Linked DNA regions of Homo sapiens: region 1 is linked to region 2. The links are chromatin loops, found by intact Hi-C in ENCODE. Cell type or tissue: A673. All regions are shown on one strand. Links, peaks and the distances in the headings refer to the core of each region. The heading gives the core; the rest is flanking DNA.

Evidence for each region. Peaks named below come from ENCODE experiments on the same cell type or tissue, not always from the same donor. Only the 100,000 strongest peaks of a DNase experiment are listed, where the experiment ranks them.
Region 1: a loop joins it to region 2, with 2.9 times the contacts of the local background. A loop is called at or near these places in 1 of 110 quality-filtered maps.

What each region holds. Positions count from the first base shown.
Region 1 is chr17:11,492,342-11,500,673 of GRCh38, forward strand. The region is part of intron 3 of SHISA6 (shisa family member 6); the gene reads left to right. Among named protein-coding and RNA genes, the nearest start is that of DNAH9, 100 kb to the right of the region's middle. RefSeq lists an enhancer at 1,485-2,022. In A673, for the core only: no CTCF peak of the experiment used is centred there; DNase peaks (open chromatin) are centred at 1,780 and 3,460; H3K27ac peaks cover 3,396 bases.
Region 2 is chr17:11,327,087-11,335,418 of GRCh38, forward strand. All of the region lies in intron 2 of SHISA6 (shisa family member 6), which reads left to right. Among named protein-coding and RNA genes, the nearest start is that of SHISA6, 90 kb to the left of the region's middle. In A673, for the core only: no CTCF peak of the experiment used is centred there; a DNase peak (open chromatin) is centred at 4,065; H3K4me3 peaks cover 719 bases; H3K27ac peaks cover 2,900 bases.

The DNA of each region.
Region 1 (8,332 bases), core at 310-8,309, 170 kb after region 2:
AAAGACCACTATTGCATTGACCAGCAAGCTACCCAAGCCTTGGTGATTCGGTAGAGAATGGGCTGGTTTAGAAATCATACTGACTTGAGTTTAAGTCTCAGCTCTCCTTTTACCAGCAGTCAATATTTACTATGTGTAAATCATTTAATTTCTCTAAGCCCCCAATTTTATGAATGTTGTCAATCATAAAATTAGGATGATGATGGATTCTTCTCAAGGTTGTTGTAGGGAGTAAATGCATGAAAGTGTCTTACACATCATGGTGCATGGTGAGGGCTCAGTGAACACTTATGTCTCCTCTCTACCCCTTCCTCCTTGCACGCACTACTGTGTGCATCAAGTGTTGGCATCCTGATGGTAGGTTAAGGCAACTGCAACCTCCTCCCTGAAGCCCAGTGCCCTGCATGCACCACTCCTGAACTCAGACCCTAGCACAGGCTCTCTTCATGCTCAAGAAGTCTTAGGGTTCCCAAGCCCCAATCCCCACTTCTCCTCCCTCTCATCATGTTGCTTGTTTACTGTCCCACACAGTACACTTTCTTCACAGGCTTCTGCTCCTCTCTTCCCCTCCCCTGTCCCACAGTCTGTCTGTCCTGCCAGCCTGGATCACAGAATCTCAGCGTCAGTAGCAAGGGAACTTGGAGATTGGCCATTTGTCACTAGGTGTCTTCTTGCAGGTGGGGAACCATTCCCTGATCGCCTCAACACTAACATTTATCCAACTTTTCCATGGAGATAAGGAATGTTCTGGCTAATGTTTTGGCTAATGATTGCTGTGAGTCCAGAGGACCTCCCTCATTTATATAGCAGGACCACCTCCTGACAACTGTGACCACTTAGCCAAATAGGACTCCTAAAAGGAAATAATGCAACTCCTTTTTTTTTCTTTTCTTTTTTTCTGTTTGAGACAGAGTCTCGCTCTGTCACCCAGGCTGGAGTGCAGTGGTGCCATCTCAGCTCACTGCAGTATCCACCACGGAGTTCAAGCAATTCTCCTGCCTCAGTCTCTGGAGTAGCTGGGATTACAGGTGCATGCCACCACGCTCAGCTAATTTTTGTATTTTTAGTAGAGACAGGGTTTCATTATGTTGGTCAGGCTGGTCTCGAACTCCTGATGTCAAGTAATCCGCCCACCTCGACCTCCCAAAGCTCTGGGATTACAGGCATGAGCCACTGTGCCAGGCCAATAATGCAACTCCTACTTGTTTTTTGGTACCATGTGGATACACGCGTGCGCGCGCACACACACACACACATACACACACCATCTACCAAAACCTTTGTGAGTCTCCTCTGGACCCTTCAGCAGAGTTGCCAGGCCCAAGGGGTACCGTATACAAGGCATCAAAGAACGAGAGCCATTTGGGGATTCCCAGCCTCAGCAACCTCAGAGCCCCTGGGCTTCTCTTCCAACTCTACAGAGCTGACAAGGGTAGGGGTCTCCTTGGAAACCCTGGCATTTTGACTCCTGTCGGATGGATAGAATGGAAAAGGAAATGTTTTGTGTACAATTTGTACACGCACAAAGTCATTTTAAAATGAAAACTCTAACTAAATTCTGTTCTCCCTTCTATTTTTTTTTTGACTTGTTCTTTCTTTATACTAATCTCTCATTTGAGTCAAAAATTATTTCACTGGAGAGGTGGTGATTAAATCTGATAATTAGGAGAAATACCAATTAAGTCAGGCTCTGCAAGCATAAGGCAGTCCTCATTCACATTGTTATTTGAGACTGTGGCTTAGCAGGGGGCTTCTGTGTCTTCCCAGCAGGCTCCCAGTCCATATGCTCAGCAGGACTCAGGGACTTATCTCAGGCAGAGCCAAACAGGGATAGGAGCAGAGGGTTTTCCTCCCCACCCCAGCTTCCCTGATAGCCCCCTCATCCCTGCCACTCTCTTCCTATTTCATTAGCATCCCCTGCCTTAAAGACTCTCATCTGCCCCAGCTCTCCTCTGCTGTTAATGTCCTTGGCCCAGACCTCTTCCCACATGTGGCTTGCTGCCCGAACCTAGCCCTCCATTCCCTGGTCTCTGTTTTCTGAATTGTTTGTTACTTATCACCTAGGGTGCTCAGAGGTGTAATGTGCTATTATATTAGCTAAAAGTGAATGTCCTCCGCAGTGCACCTCTGCACACCCACAGAACTTCCAGTGAACAGGGAGCCTCAGAAAGGGATTGTGAAAACAGTTGCACCAAGTCTAGGGACCTCTTGCATTAGAACTCCTAGGGTTAATTCCCCAAAATAACAGGGAGTTTATCTGGAATAGAGTGAAAACATAACAGAACTGAGGAAAGATAGGGCTTTAAAATTAGGCTGGAGCCATCAGGGGAAAGCTCTTGGCTGCCAGGCTGAGGAGTTTCTGCTTATTTTGGAAGGAAATTGTTGGAGGGACATGGACAAAGCTACCCAGGTGATGGGTTAACCCGGTGACAGTGCCAGGCTCGATTCCTCAGGTGGAGCAGTTCTCAATGTTGGCTGTGCATTAGAATCGCCTGGGAAGCTTTTAAAATTCAGTTCCCAGGTTGAATCCTGGACCAATTACATCAAAATGTCTGGAGTCGGGAGCCAGCCATTAATATTGTTCAAACTGCCCATCACAGTACAGCCAAACAGGACCACGAGCCTGAGGATGACCTACCTCCTGATGACAATGGCCGACCAGGCTACATCCGCCCAGTCATGTGGGGTTTCCTGAGACATGGGACTTCCAGGGCAAAAACCAGGAAAGGCCTGAGCAAGGTGGAATAAGCTGATCATCCTGCCCCAGTAGATTTCTCAGAGCTCTATCTGGGATAGACCCAAACCTCGGGGTGAAAGCATCTTGCCCACTGCCAACTCTTTGGTGTCTATTCATCAAACAGCCTGAGCCCTAGAGTTGGAGAGACCCAGGCTCCACTACGTAGCTGCTGTGTGACTTTGGGCAAGCTGACTGCTCCACCTAGCACTGCTCTGTTTTTTCCTCTCTCCTTCCTTCTCACCTTTCCTGGGGTTCATAGACTAAGCTGCATTTGTGGGCTGTGTTCTCTAGCATGGGGGCCAGATGAAAACAAGTCCACAGAAGCCAAAAGAACTGGGGACACTGGACAGGTGACCAGGGGAGAGGGAGGGAAGAGGAGGCCAGCCCATGCAGAGGGGCATGGCTGGCCCAGGTGTGCTCTGAGCACACATGTGCTCCTTCTGTTTGTTGCAATGCTGGCTGGCAGAATTTTGCAAAGACAAGCCCTGTGTCCAGGGTTTCTTTCAAGGTTCCTCTTAGGGTGGCTGCCTACCAGTCCATCCCCTAGATATGTCCCAGCCTGGCAGTGACATGAAAACAGTCAGACTGCAAGGATGCAAGGCATCTTCCTGCTGTTCCTGAAACAGGCCGGCCACCCTGCCATCCCTCTGAGAACTAAGTGGGCGTGCTAGCTCATATATTATGGGCTAACATTCTGTAGGTCCCCTTAGTTTCAAACCATCAGGGAGTTGATTTATCTATGGAATGTGTAACAGTTGTGCTGTTTTGGCTGCAGGCCAGACTTCTAAATCACACAGTTAGAAGCTGAGGGAAAGAAGCGTCAATTATCCAGGCTGTCTGCATCTGGAGAAGTCCCAAAATGACCTCTCCCAGAGCAGTTCTTTCTTGTCTGGCCCATCCTTCTATTTATCCATTCATCCATCCATCCATCCATCCATCCATCCATCCATCCATCACACAACAGATTAATGATGGCCTACTCTGTACCAGACACAATACGGTGCCTGCTGTCTTAGTACCCAGAGTCTACTTGCAACTACACTTGAGATTTGCCAGGTGTAATCTCCTAGGAACCAGTGGGGCCTCCCCATTAGTCAAACAAGGGTGTCCAACCTGGTGAGATTTCCAGGTCCACAGGAGAGTGTTCATTCTCTCACATGGTTTTCCTCCAACCAATTTTCTGCCTCCCAAAACTTCTTTAACACCCTTCCATCCACCACAGGTGAGACTTCAAAGCAAACTCTCCAAGTGCTGCCATCTTGATTAAAATTTACTGTAGGCTAAAAATAACACGGTGGGCTGAAAGAGATGTTAGAAACTGTGAAGCTTAGGGTTTACAGTGCCTACAAGGGCTAGGCATAGAACGGGATAGAAGTGGGGGCCGGGTACGGTGGCTCACGCCTGTAATCCCAACACTTTGGGAGGCTGAGGCGGGTGAATCACGAGGTCAGGAGTTCGAGACCAGCCTGGCCAACATGGTGAAACCCCATCTCTACTAAAAATACAAAAAATTAGCTGGGCCTGGTGGCAGGCGCCTGTAATCCCAGCTACTCGGGAGGCTGAGGCAGGAGAATCACTTGAACCTGGGAGGCGGAGGTTGCAGTGAGCCAAGATCGCGCCACTGCAATCTAGCCCAGGTGACAGTGCGAGACTCCATCTCAAAAAAAAAGAAAAAAAAAAAAAAGAATGGGATAGAAGTGGGATAGGTAGGAAACAATGAGAAGTGGTGGGCACTGTGGCAAACTGGAAAGCACGGCCCCAGCTAAAGGAGCCAATTATTGAGATTCCTGCAAACATTTCCATGTGGGAATGCAGATCCTATGTGACTACATTTTTTCATTTTTCAAGAGAAGATAGGAATCCAGATTTCACACAGATTTTCCCAAGTTTTAAAACAATGGCAGCCAAAGAAATCCCTTTGCAGACCAGATTCAGTTTGCATGCTGCCTCCCATAAGTTTGGACACTGAGCTACACACTGTAGTGGGGGGACCCCCAGAACCATGTCCTGGGCCCCTGTAGATTCTCTCCTGAGGACCAGCTCTGCTAGGAGACACCCTGAAGCCTTGACCTGGGGAAAGGAGAAGACAAGACAGTGTCATGGGCCAAATAAATGGATGAGGAATGAGGAACCTGCAATCATGGGGGACCAGCCTGGCTTGTGTTCTGAGATTGCTTCTAGAAATTCTGGTGTCTCCGCTATCATTTTCAAGTGCCGTGATTTTCATCAAACCTGGGGGAGGGAAGGGAAGTGATCTGATTTATGGGTTAAAATAATCACTCTGACTGCTGTGAGGAGAAAGAGGGGCTGTGGCAGGATCCAGTTGAAAACGGGAGGACCACTGAATAGACTACTACAACCATCCAAGCACAAGACACTGGCTGTGGTTAAAGGGCATCAGTCATGGGGTCTGAGACCGTGTTGAGAATGAGAAAGGCCTCCCTCCTCGACACTTTAGACGAATGTTCTTGAACACAGCAATGAGAAATGCCACTTCAGGGATCAATCATACCCTAGCAAACATTTGTTCAAAATCTTTTCCTTGACCCCAAAGCTGGCCATAAATTGTCACCAGTCTTGTTTCCCACAACCTTGGGCTCTCCATACATGGGTTAAGCTTCTCACTCCTCATAAGATCTTTCCAGCAGCCACCTTTATTTCCATTCCTTCTGCCTCTAAGGGCTTCCTCCTGGCCTTCTCTGTCTCTCGCATCCTACGACATCCATTCCTCAATACTGGCTCAGACACCTCCTCACCCCCCAGGCTTGCAGAGCACTCCATTTGAGTTGTTAAAGCCCATTCCTCTCTTGCTGATTGACAGTACAAGTCATGGCTATACCTACTCCTGGCTTGGAGGTGAGACCTTGAGAGCAGGTATTGGGTTCTCTTTCTTTATATATTCATCCCCCAGCTCCCAGTAAGTGCTTAATAAATACAGTGTTTTTGGAAGAAAGAGAAGAAAGGAGTGGGAACTGGGGGAATGTTAATTAGTTCTAGCTTAGAAGCTCATTGCTCTTCCTCTTCCTGTTTTCTTCCTACCTCAATAGAATCCACAGGTGGGAGATACTGGGGAAGCAGAGGCTCTCAGGATAAACAGGGATGTTGTCTCCATGATTAAGACTCAGTTCAAGGGAAAGTCCTTTGTAGAGTGTTCACTCCTGATGTATCTTGCACCTTCCCTGAGCTAGTCCTTCCTCCTCCTCCATCCCCAAACATCTTGGACACATCCATATCCTACTGATCTCACACTCAGAATCATTGGTATGAGTATCTGTCTTCCTGAGGACAGAGCTTGAATCTGTCTTCTAAGATGTCCTTTAAGAGAGAAGGGAAGTAAAGAGTTACATCGAAGGAATATGAACTAGTGTTCAATAATACAGTGGGGTGACTATAGTTAATAATTTGTTGTACAGTTCAAAATAACTGGAGGAGAGGAATTGGAATGTTCCCAACATAAAAAGGGGCTGAATGTTTAAGGGGATGGACATCCCAATTGCCCTGGTTTGATCATTACACATTATGTCCATGTATCCAAATACCACATGTAACCCTCAAATATGGGCAACTGTTATATATCAATAAACAATAATAATAAAAAGAAGGGAAGTAAAGAGAAGAGAAGAAGGGGGCGGATAGGAGGAGAAGGGAAGGGCTTGGACTGTGGAGCCAGAAAGACCTGGGCTGGACTAGCAGCTCAAACGTGTAATAAAGGCTGTGGACTTGTAGGACCTACTATCCTTCTCTGAGCCTGTATCCCCATAACAACGAAGGATTTGCTTGATGATTTGGTGAGGTGATGGATAGAAAGTGCTTAGCACACAGTGCCTGGCATAGAGTCCTCACTCAGTAAGTGTTTGTTTTTGCTACTTTATTGTCATTATTATTATTAAAAGGGAAAGAGCGAGGCAGAGGTGGAAGCTGCAGTCACACCACCTTGCTGTGACAAGGGCACCTTATGAGCCTTCAGAGATTGGGCTGGGCTGCACCCTCAGCACGTGGACTGGCTTCTAAGGATGCATGATGAGCACCCAGCCCACTGAAGCTTAGCTTCTGAAAAGAAGGGCAAGGATGCAAGCCCTAGAACTACCCTGGGGCAGGAAGTTCACCAGGGCCAGAATTCAGTGCCTCACTGAATTGGGAGAGGCAAGATCTGACACTGAGATGACGGGGTGGCAGTGGCATTGCTGTCCAAGAAGCATCTTCCCTCCTCATGCAAGGCTAGCATTGAGCAGAATGACGCCACTTGGGGAGTGGACTATAAAGCACCATTATCCCCTTTCAGGACGTTTTATCCTCTATGAAGCACCTCTTCATGGAACCTCACAAACACACACACAACCTCTGCTTTCTTCCCCCACCTGTCCCACCTAAGTCTCCCATCTCAAGCCAGTGACAGGCTCCAAATATCTCTCTTCCTTAGCAAAACAACTCCCAGCTAGTTAGCACTTTAGAATAGGCTACTTTATGCTAAAGTGTTAATGGATACTAAGACTTCATGTACACTCACTCATTCAGAACTTTAATAGGGGAGCAATGCTTTACATTAGTCCCTCTTTTTTGTTTTTTATTTCTTTTAAGTAATTTGAAATCTATTCTTTTTCTTTCTTTTTTTTTTTTTTTTTGTTGTTGTTGTTGTTGTTTGAGACAGAGTCTCACTCTGTTGCCCAGGCTGGAATGCACTGGTGCAATCTCAGCTCACTGCAACCTCCGCCTTCCAGGTTCAAGTGATTCTCCTGCCTCAGCCTTCTGAGTGGCTAAGATTACAGGTGTGTGCCACCACACCCAGCTAATTTTTGTATTCCTAGTAAAGATGGGGTTTCACCTTATTACCCAGGCTGATCTCAAATTCCTGGCCTCAAGTGATCCACCTGCCTTGGCCTCCCAAACTGCTGGAATTACAGGTATGAGCCATCGTGCCTGGCCTTGTCCCTCTTAAATAATGGCTATGAGCATCAGCCTGTGGAGCCTGAGACCAAAGCAGACAGTTGGGCAGGGACCCAGGCAGAGGCCAGAGATGAGAAAAGACATGGAGTGAAGAGAATTCAGACGGGCACACCCTGGCCAAGGGAATCTGACCTCCTGCCATATGTATGCACTCCTTCCCTGCTGCTCTCCATCCTCAGTCTCCTCACAGATTGCATTCTGATATGGCCTGGAAGCCCCTTCTCACTTACGGGAGGTGTCAGAAGAGGCAGTTTGGAAAAGCAGCGTCGTGGTGCCCCAGAATGTTTAGAGATGGAAGCCAGATTATGAGGTTGCACAACTCCAATGATGCCCTTCCCATTGCAGTCTCTGTAAATGGTGCCACCTGCCTGCAAAAGTGCTGTGCATGGCCTGTGTACTCATATAAAGCTGCCCTGGATGGAAGAGGTCTTGGAATACTGGTCAACTTCTCAATTTTGTAGGTGAGGAAACTGAGGCGCAGGAGTGAACTGACTTGCTCAAGGTTCCATGGTAGTGTCAAGTGGGGACCTCCAGTCCAGGCCACGTTTTAAACCATAGTTTTCCTGGTTTGTTCAAAAGGCCAAGATACATCCATAGAGAAAGCAATCTCCGCTAACAAATACGGTAGCCACTAGGAACATGTGGCTGTTT
Region 2 (8,332 bases), core at 132-8,131:
AGACTGATGTCCAAATAAATGCTGTTGAGGATAGATGAGTCTAAAAACCTGGTGTTTGACATTTATGGTGCAGAGTCAGAGACCACAGTAACTATTTCCTCATTTCCAAATTCATCCAGGATAAAAGGATTCTTCCTAGGTCGCATACCATGAATACACATTAATCTGGAAAAACCTGACTTCTGAGTTGGTGTGATTTCAAAAGATCACCATGATGGGGTTTCTACTGCTCACTAACCAAATGACCTTGGGCAAGTCATTTCCCTTCCGCAAGGATTAGTTTTATCATCAGAGAGATGAGAGGGTGGAACCAAAATATTCTCTTGTGGTTAGCTTAGAGACGCCTTAGGACCCTTCTAAGAAAAGGAAAGAAAAGCATCTCTATCTACTTTATTGGTAAAATCTTTTCTAGTAGTGGCAGTGATAAATCCAATATAAATCCAGTAATACTGAAGGACCCAGCACTTTGGGAGGCCAAGGCGGGTGGATCACTTGAGGCCAGGAGTTCTATTCCAGACTGGCCAACAGGGCAAAACCCCGTCTCCACTAAAAATAAAAAAATTAGCCGGGTGTGGTGGTGGGTGCCTGTAATCCCAGCTACTTGGGAGGCTGAGGCAGGAGAATCGCTTGAACCTGGGAGGCAGAGGTTGCGGTGAGCCAAGACCGTGCCGCTGCACTCCAGCCTGGGCAGCAGAGTGAGGCTCCATCTCAAAACAAAACAAAACAGAACAAAACAAAAACACAAAACACTGAAGGAAAGAGGTTTAAACTGCTGACAAAAGGCAATTTAAGTTAAAGTTTCCCCATTCAGAAGCATTTTCTCTCTCTCTCTCTGTCTCTCTCTCTCTCTCTGTCTCTCTGTCTCTCTCTCTCTCATAGATACACACACACAGTTTTGTTAAATTAAAAAATGTATATATTTTTAATAAATACAAATTCATTCACTTTTTTGTGACATTTACAGTTTATTTCTTCGGCAATTACTAGTTGTGGAACCCAGCATGATCTTTTAACCCTCAATTTCTTCATCTATCAAATGGAGATACAAAAACTATGTCAAGGCAACAAATGAACTAGAAATGAGTACAGCATATTGGGTAGGAAATTGGGTCCTGGACTCGGGCCACACACATGACTGCAGGTTCTCAGCTCTGTGACCTTAGTGCAATTCCCTCCCACCTCTGTGGGCTTTGATCCCACCACCAGTAAACAGGGGCAATAAGAGAACTTTTCCCTAATGGTTGCTTTGTTTGTGGTGGGGTGATTCGGAGCCACAGCTCTGGGGCTAGCCTTGGAAGCATTCCAAGCCTCATTCTGACATTTACTGGTTGCAGAACCACAGGCAGCTTAATTAACCTTCTTGTGCCTTGGTTTCTCCATCCAAAAATGGGAATGGGAATGGTGCTTATCTTCCAGGGCTTTCTTGAGAATTAACTGAGTTAATACATCTAAAGTACTTGGAACAGTGCCTGGTATGTAGGAAACACTCAATAAATAAATTGCGTGTGTGTGTTGTTAAGTCTAATACAGTCACCAAGAGTCTTTTAACAAATATCCCAACAAAAACTACAAGTAACAAAACAGTGTTTCTCTTGTGGATCTTACATTCTGAGGAGAATGACAGACAACACACAAATGAAAAAAATAAGTATGAAGTAGGTCAGGCAGAGGAAAGTATGATGGAGAAGAAACAAAGAAAACCAGGGAAGGGGCAAATGGAGAGGGAGGAAAGGGTGCCCCTTAGATGGAGTCATCTCTAAGGAGGTGAGGTTTTCAATAAGGAGCTGAATGAAGGGAGGGAGTGTGCTGTGGGCGCATCTGCTGTGAGGCAGAGGGTGCATTGATGTAAAGGCTGCATGCTTGAATGTGCTTCTGCTGCTAATAACGATGGTGATGATGATAACAATAAATCAAAACAATGCTTTAATAAATAGTACTCAGTGGATGTTCAGGACATCCATGCAGGCACATTGACTCATCTTAGCCTGTAAGTTATTACAGTCAGCAGGTGTTAAGATTGCAATTGCCTGTATTCAAAGAGGGAATAAAGAAAAGGTGGCAGGGCTTCCTGCTTTAAATGCTGTCTGCCTAGCTAGTAGCCCTGGTGTAGCCTCTTCCAGTTTCCCATCAAGTGACCTATGAAGACAGAAAGAAGAACAGCTGCTCATGGACTGCTGAACATGGACACCGTGAGTTAAGCTGCTATCAGGATCTTGGAGAAATTTTTACTAATTCCAACGTCGTTACATCTCTATCTTAAAAATGTAAATCGACACCAAATTTGTGGAAATAATGTGCATGGGGGTAGGGTTACCATTTACTGTTATCTCGGAGACTGTCCGTGGATAAGCATAGTTTCCAGATAACTGGGCATTCATCTTCTCTCCAATTAATACATTTTTGGCCCTGCCCTTCCCAACTCTTCCCTGCAAACTCCAGAAAATAAGAAGGGGATGGGGTGAAGAGATGGGTGGCGGCACAATGCATCTTGGTGGGCAGAGTCTCCACGCGAGTAAAACATTTTAGGTAAGGGTAGAGTTTGGAAGAGCCTTGGGAACAAATATACTGGGCATTACAGCTTTCCTTATGTGGTTTTTTTAAAGAAGATCTGCAAGAACCAGTTGGAGGGGACAGGAGAAGATCCCAGCAAGGTCCAGCAGAACCAGTTGTCCTGGTCTGAATTTTTAGCCATTGTAGGGTAAAGAAAATCGACTTAATATAGGTTATGTGAAAGAGGGAAGCATTGACTCATTGTGTGTAATGTGTTCAAGCGCACCTGGATCAAGGTGCTCCAGTGATGCTTTTCTCTCTTTCTCTCTCCCTCCCTCCCTCCCTCTCCCTCCTGTCTCTCTATTTGCCTTAATTTCATTCTTGGGAAGGCTTTTCATATGAGTAGAATACGGCCATATGAACAGAATATGGCTTTCCATGTGAGTAGAATAAGGCTTTCCATATGAGTAGAATATGGCCGCCAGCAAGTCCCAACTTGCATCATCCTTACAGCTTAGTATCCCAGAGGGAAGCAAAGCCTTTCCTTATATTTCTAGCAAATGTTCCTGGGTTCTGGTTGACCTGTCTTGGATTGGCTCGTATCTGAACCGGTTTCAGTGGGATGGAGTACTCTGATTAACCAGACCATGGTCACGTGGTTGCCACCAGGGACCTGGAGGAGGGGGAGACAATCCATCTGAACCACCTGGACTGAACAGCATTCTTGTGGAAAGAGGCTGATGTGATTTACCAATGTTAGGGCTTCCAGGTAGATGAAAAGCTCACATCTGTTCCATCTGTGCTAGGTGATAGCAGGCCAAGGAAAGGGTAGAACTGACATCAAGCAAAGGCTAGTCAGCAATAAGGTTGGCAAATTGAGACTATTTTCTAAAATTCTGAGAGTAATGCTAGGGAGAGAGAGAGAGAGAGAGAGAGAGAAGATTATAGATAGGAAAGACAGGGAAAAGACTAAAATTAAACCTGTTTCTAAAGAAAATCTACAATTTTTGAGGTGTCCTAATCAAAGATGCAGACAAATCACCTTCCCTGAGCTTCCCTGGGGTCCAAGTTAAAAGGGTGCTATTCATTACAGAAAAAACGTAAGTAAAAAGATCCATGCGTGAAGCACCTTGCCAAATGAACAGCATACACGAGCAAAGAAAAAAATGTAAGTATCTAGATGTTTAAGGTAATTTAAAAATTATTGTATAGTCAGATGAATAAAATTAGGTTGGCCTTCGTCTTTGGTCTGGTATCAAGGACCAGAGACAGTGGGGAAGCGCCTGACTTTTCTGAGTGCTCGTGAGCCAGGAACCTCTTGCCAAGACAAAGTATCTCACGTATAGTGACAACATGAAGTCATTCTTGGATATATACAGTCTTGGAAACTAGCAGATTTGAAGTTCTAGCCAGCCAAAGATAACTGAAGTTAGAAATGCGAGTGGATGTTTTGCTTATAAGAACTGGCTGCATTCCTTGAGGTGAGAGTCAGATTCCCCCATCTGGGAGCCTGCAGGAGAAACATCTGCGCAGTAACTCTCCCAGGGTGATCGGCCTCTCCACGGGATGTGGAGGCGTGGCTTTCCTGTCCCAGTGGCATCCAGAAGAAGCTTAAAAGGGAGGGATTTCAAAATGCATTACCCTTCTTTATTGGCTTGACTCTGTAACTGAACATAAGACATTCCTTTGGAAAAGCTTCTTCTTCAGAGAAGTACAGGCCAAAAGAGACAACAAACAGCATTTCTCACCTGCTTCCTCTCAGTGGGAACGTTTGCTAAATGCTTAATGTAAGTTCTCACAGGTAAATTTCACCACTGAATTCTGAAGTCCAATTAAATAGGATTTACAGCTATGTCTAGAGAAAAAAATGCAAAGCCTGCTTTGTTTTTGAGAGGTATGTCTGTGGGTGATTTCTCCCTCCCTTCAGTTTTCTATTCTTATTTTTAATGACTTTTTGAATGAAAAAAATAAAAACAATGCACAGCTAAAATAGACGAGATGGCATGCATTAAACCAAATGCATGGTTTGGAGCACCCCATGCATGCACTCACAATGAAACTCCACACTCCCTTTGCTCTCTCTCTCACATACGAGCTTTCCCTATTTCTTCTCTTCTTGTCTATCTTTTTCTCTGATCCACAGCTCACATGGACAGGGCTCTCTCAAACACACACACACACACACAGCCCCCTTGGTCACTTCCTCCTTTGCATCTCCCTCTCTTTCCAGCTGCTTCTTTCATACACAAACCTCTAGTCTTGCTGTCACCTCTGGGTCTCCTCCCTCTGACCCTCCCAGCTCTGCACACAAACAGGAGCCTTCAGTGGCTGCTCTCCTCACTCTGTGGCTCTGTGTACCTTCCATTCACAGATGCTCACACTGCCGGTGGAGCGGAATCACTTCCTCTCTTCTCTGTATCCTTCAGTTCTCATCCATCTTACTCTGTCTCCCTCCCTCCCTCCCCCTCGGACTCCCCCTCTCTCTCTAAAGCACACACACTCTCCTTGATTAGTTGTGCACACTTATAACCACAGGAGTTATGGATTCAATTATCCAAGCACCACCATCCTCCCCCACCTCTCTTGAAAAGTGAAGACAAGTGAGCGTCCTAATTAAAATGTTACCCGTCTCATTGGCGCAAAGAGACAGAAGCGCCAGCGTTGGGGAAAAAAAAAAAATGGAAAGACAATAATGTGTTTACCTTCCTCAGCTGGGTGAGTCATCCGTGGGCTTTTTCTGGTTTTATAGCAGCTCTCTGCTACCCTGCGTACCATAGACTGGGGACAACTTGCTTTCTGTCCGTCCTTATGGGTAAAATTATGAATTCTTCATCTGGACACTTAAGAATAAACATGCACTGTAATCAGAGTTGGCCTGAATCCATGGGCTCCCAAAACTTTTGAAAACGCTCCTTTGTTCTTTGTCAGTCGTAAAATAAACACACCGCTGATGTGTCCCACATCCCATGATACGGGAAGGACGTGGGCCATATTTGATGAAAGGGAGAGAACCGTGAGCCTGTCTCCCTTTCGCAGGCTCAGGTTTGCTTTCTGTCTCCTTTTGTGCAGACTAGGCTCCATGGAAATTCAGCTGGGAGCCACCTCCTGCAGGTTTCCAGGCCTTTAAATTCAAGTGGATAGATTATGCCCATGCCGGGGTTGGGGAGCATCTAGATGATCAGATCTGTTGTGAACCCACTCTCATTGCTTTAGGAAACAATTCCAATAAATTAGTGGGGGGTTTTGACAGAGCAACCCGTCATGTGATATTCCACTGGAAGCCTGCCGAACCCCTGGCTCCAAAGCTTGCAGGGATGTTTGGTGTCATTGTCTCTCGGGTGGTGGTAGAAGTCAAACTGCCAGTGCGGCATCTAGAGAAGTCTGTGTCCAGATGAGATGGTGATCCAGGAGCCTGCAGAGCAGCGGGGGCCTCCCTGTGCGGTGGCTGCCAGGGGGTGACCTGCCTTTTGGTGTGCATGCCACATCTTTATCACTGTGACAAGAACACAGCAGCAATGACTTCCTCATGGTGTGGCTTGAGGAGCTGGGACTGATCGTGCATTATAAGGAATATTTAGGCCCCACTCTGTAATGTTCAGAGTGGCACAGAGGTGGGTTTCTCTGGTCCATGTGGAGAGGGAACCTGCCAGAGCCAGCGGGTTGAGAGTGTGGAACTATAAGAAATAGACTTTTGGTCTTTGTCCCTGGTTCCTGACACGGAACTCCTAAATCCTTGGAATTTTCTGAGTGATAGGAGCCCTTAGATAGCTCCAGCGTGGGGCAGTTGCCAGAAAGGCAAAGTCTTGATTACAGGCCTGGAACTTTTACCACCCCCTGCAGCCTCCAGGGACAGGACAGGAGCTGGAGCTTGAGTTAATAATCCATCAGGCTAATCTGTTGAAAACTCTATGTTCTTCTTCTTCTTCTTCTTTTTTATTTATTTTTATTTTTATTTTGAGATGGAGTCTCACTCTGTCGCCCAGGCTGGAGTGCAGTGGTGTGATTTTGGCTCACTGCAATCTCCGCCTCCCGAGGTCAAGTGATTCTCATGCCTCAGCCTCCCAAGTAGCTGGGATTACAGATGCATGCCACCATTCCCGGCTAATTTTTGTATTTTTAGTAGAGATGGGGTTTCACCATGTTGGCCAGGCTGGTCTCAAACTCCTGACCTCAGGTGGCTGGGCATGGTGGCTCATGCCTGTAGTCCCAGCACTTTAGGAGGCCAAGGAGGGTGGATCACCTGAGGTCATGAAAACTCTACAAAAACCCCTAAACAATGGAGGGTGGTATTCAGAGAGCTTCTGGTCTGGAGAGCATGTGGAGGCGCTGTGAGGATGGTACATTGGCAATTAAGTTTCTACCACCATCCAGAGAGGGCACAGAAGCTCCGTGCTCCCCACTCTCCATACATTGCCCTGTGCATCTATTCCATCTGGCTGTTCCTGGGTTTTCTCCTTTATGATAAACTGGCAACAGTCAGTAAAGTGTGTTCCTGAGTTCTGTGAGCCATTCCAGAAATTACTGAGCATGAAGATGGGGGTCATGGAAATCCCCTGTTTATAGCCAGTTCGTTCAAAGTGCAGGAGGCCTGACAACTGCAACCAGAGTCCCAAGAAGGGAGCAGTCTCTTGGGACTGAGCCTGTAAGTGCTGAGGTTTGCCCTAACTCTAGGTAGTAAATATCAGAATTGAATTGAATTCTTGAACACCCAGCTGGTGTTTGAAAGGTTGGAGAACTGGTTGATGTAAGGAAAAAAAAAATTCACCCAGTTGGTGTCAGAAGCGTTGTGAGTAAAAACAGCTTTTTGAGAGTGCTTGAGAAACAAGCCCCTGGACCTGAAAATCACTGTCTGCATTCGACTCACAGGTGGCCATCTCTCATGAACTTGGGCATGCAGGGAGCAGGGCCCCTAACAGGATACTGGTGGCTGCAACACAACTTATCTAGCTCTGCCCTCCAGGAGAGCGCTAGACATGCATGTCCAGGTTTTAGGTTTGATGCCAAAGCCAGGCTGGAGTCCTGGCCACAATGGCCTCTCCCTGAAGATGTGGGATGCCTATCGGGGGGAGGGAGACTGCCACATGATGCCAACATCACCTGTGACAAGACACTAGCATGCTCCCCTGGAAGCCCTGCCTTCGGATCAGAAAGCATCATTTCAGCCCCTGGTGCTCTGAGAAGGTGTGGATGGAATACTGGCCTTGGCACAGCTGCCTGTAGGATCTTTAAACTGTGGACACCTGGAATTCAGCCCCACGGAAGACCCTCTGCAGTATCATGTAGCTTGTCCCACTGGAGGGTGTGTTATAGGGCCACCCATTCCCATCCCCGTGGTGCATGATTTGCCAGGCACTTCTGGCTTGCACCTGCACGAGGCTGGGCAAAACCCAGAGACACTGAGGCAGAGATACCTGAGACACTTGATGTGGGAGGCTGGCAACTTATTCAGTGGCTATTGACAGGTGGCACTTCAACATCTTTTCGTAGGACACGTGGAAGAATGTGCCCTTTGCTTCTTAGAAACAATGACAGTTTTATAACTCAGGGATACAGAGGTGAATACAGAGCTTTCTCCTGTCACAAAGATACTCGCAACCCATAGCCTTGGCGGTTGCACAGATCTGCCCAGCTCTCTGCTGGAAGACTTATCCCATATCGCAGGCCTCTATTTAGATGCTCGCTGCTTCCTTTGGGTTCTATTCCAGAGCCTTGCAAGTGCCAGCCATATTGGGTCACTGACAAATGAATATGGGTGAATGAGCAGAGGAGCTTGAGTCAATGCGTGAACATGCTCCTTCTCCAGGCTTACACGTGAGGACATGACCCTGAGCAGGGAAGCCGT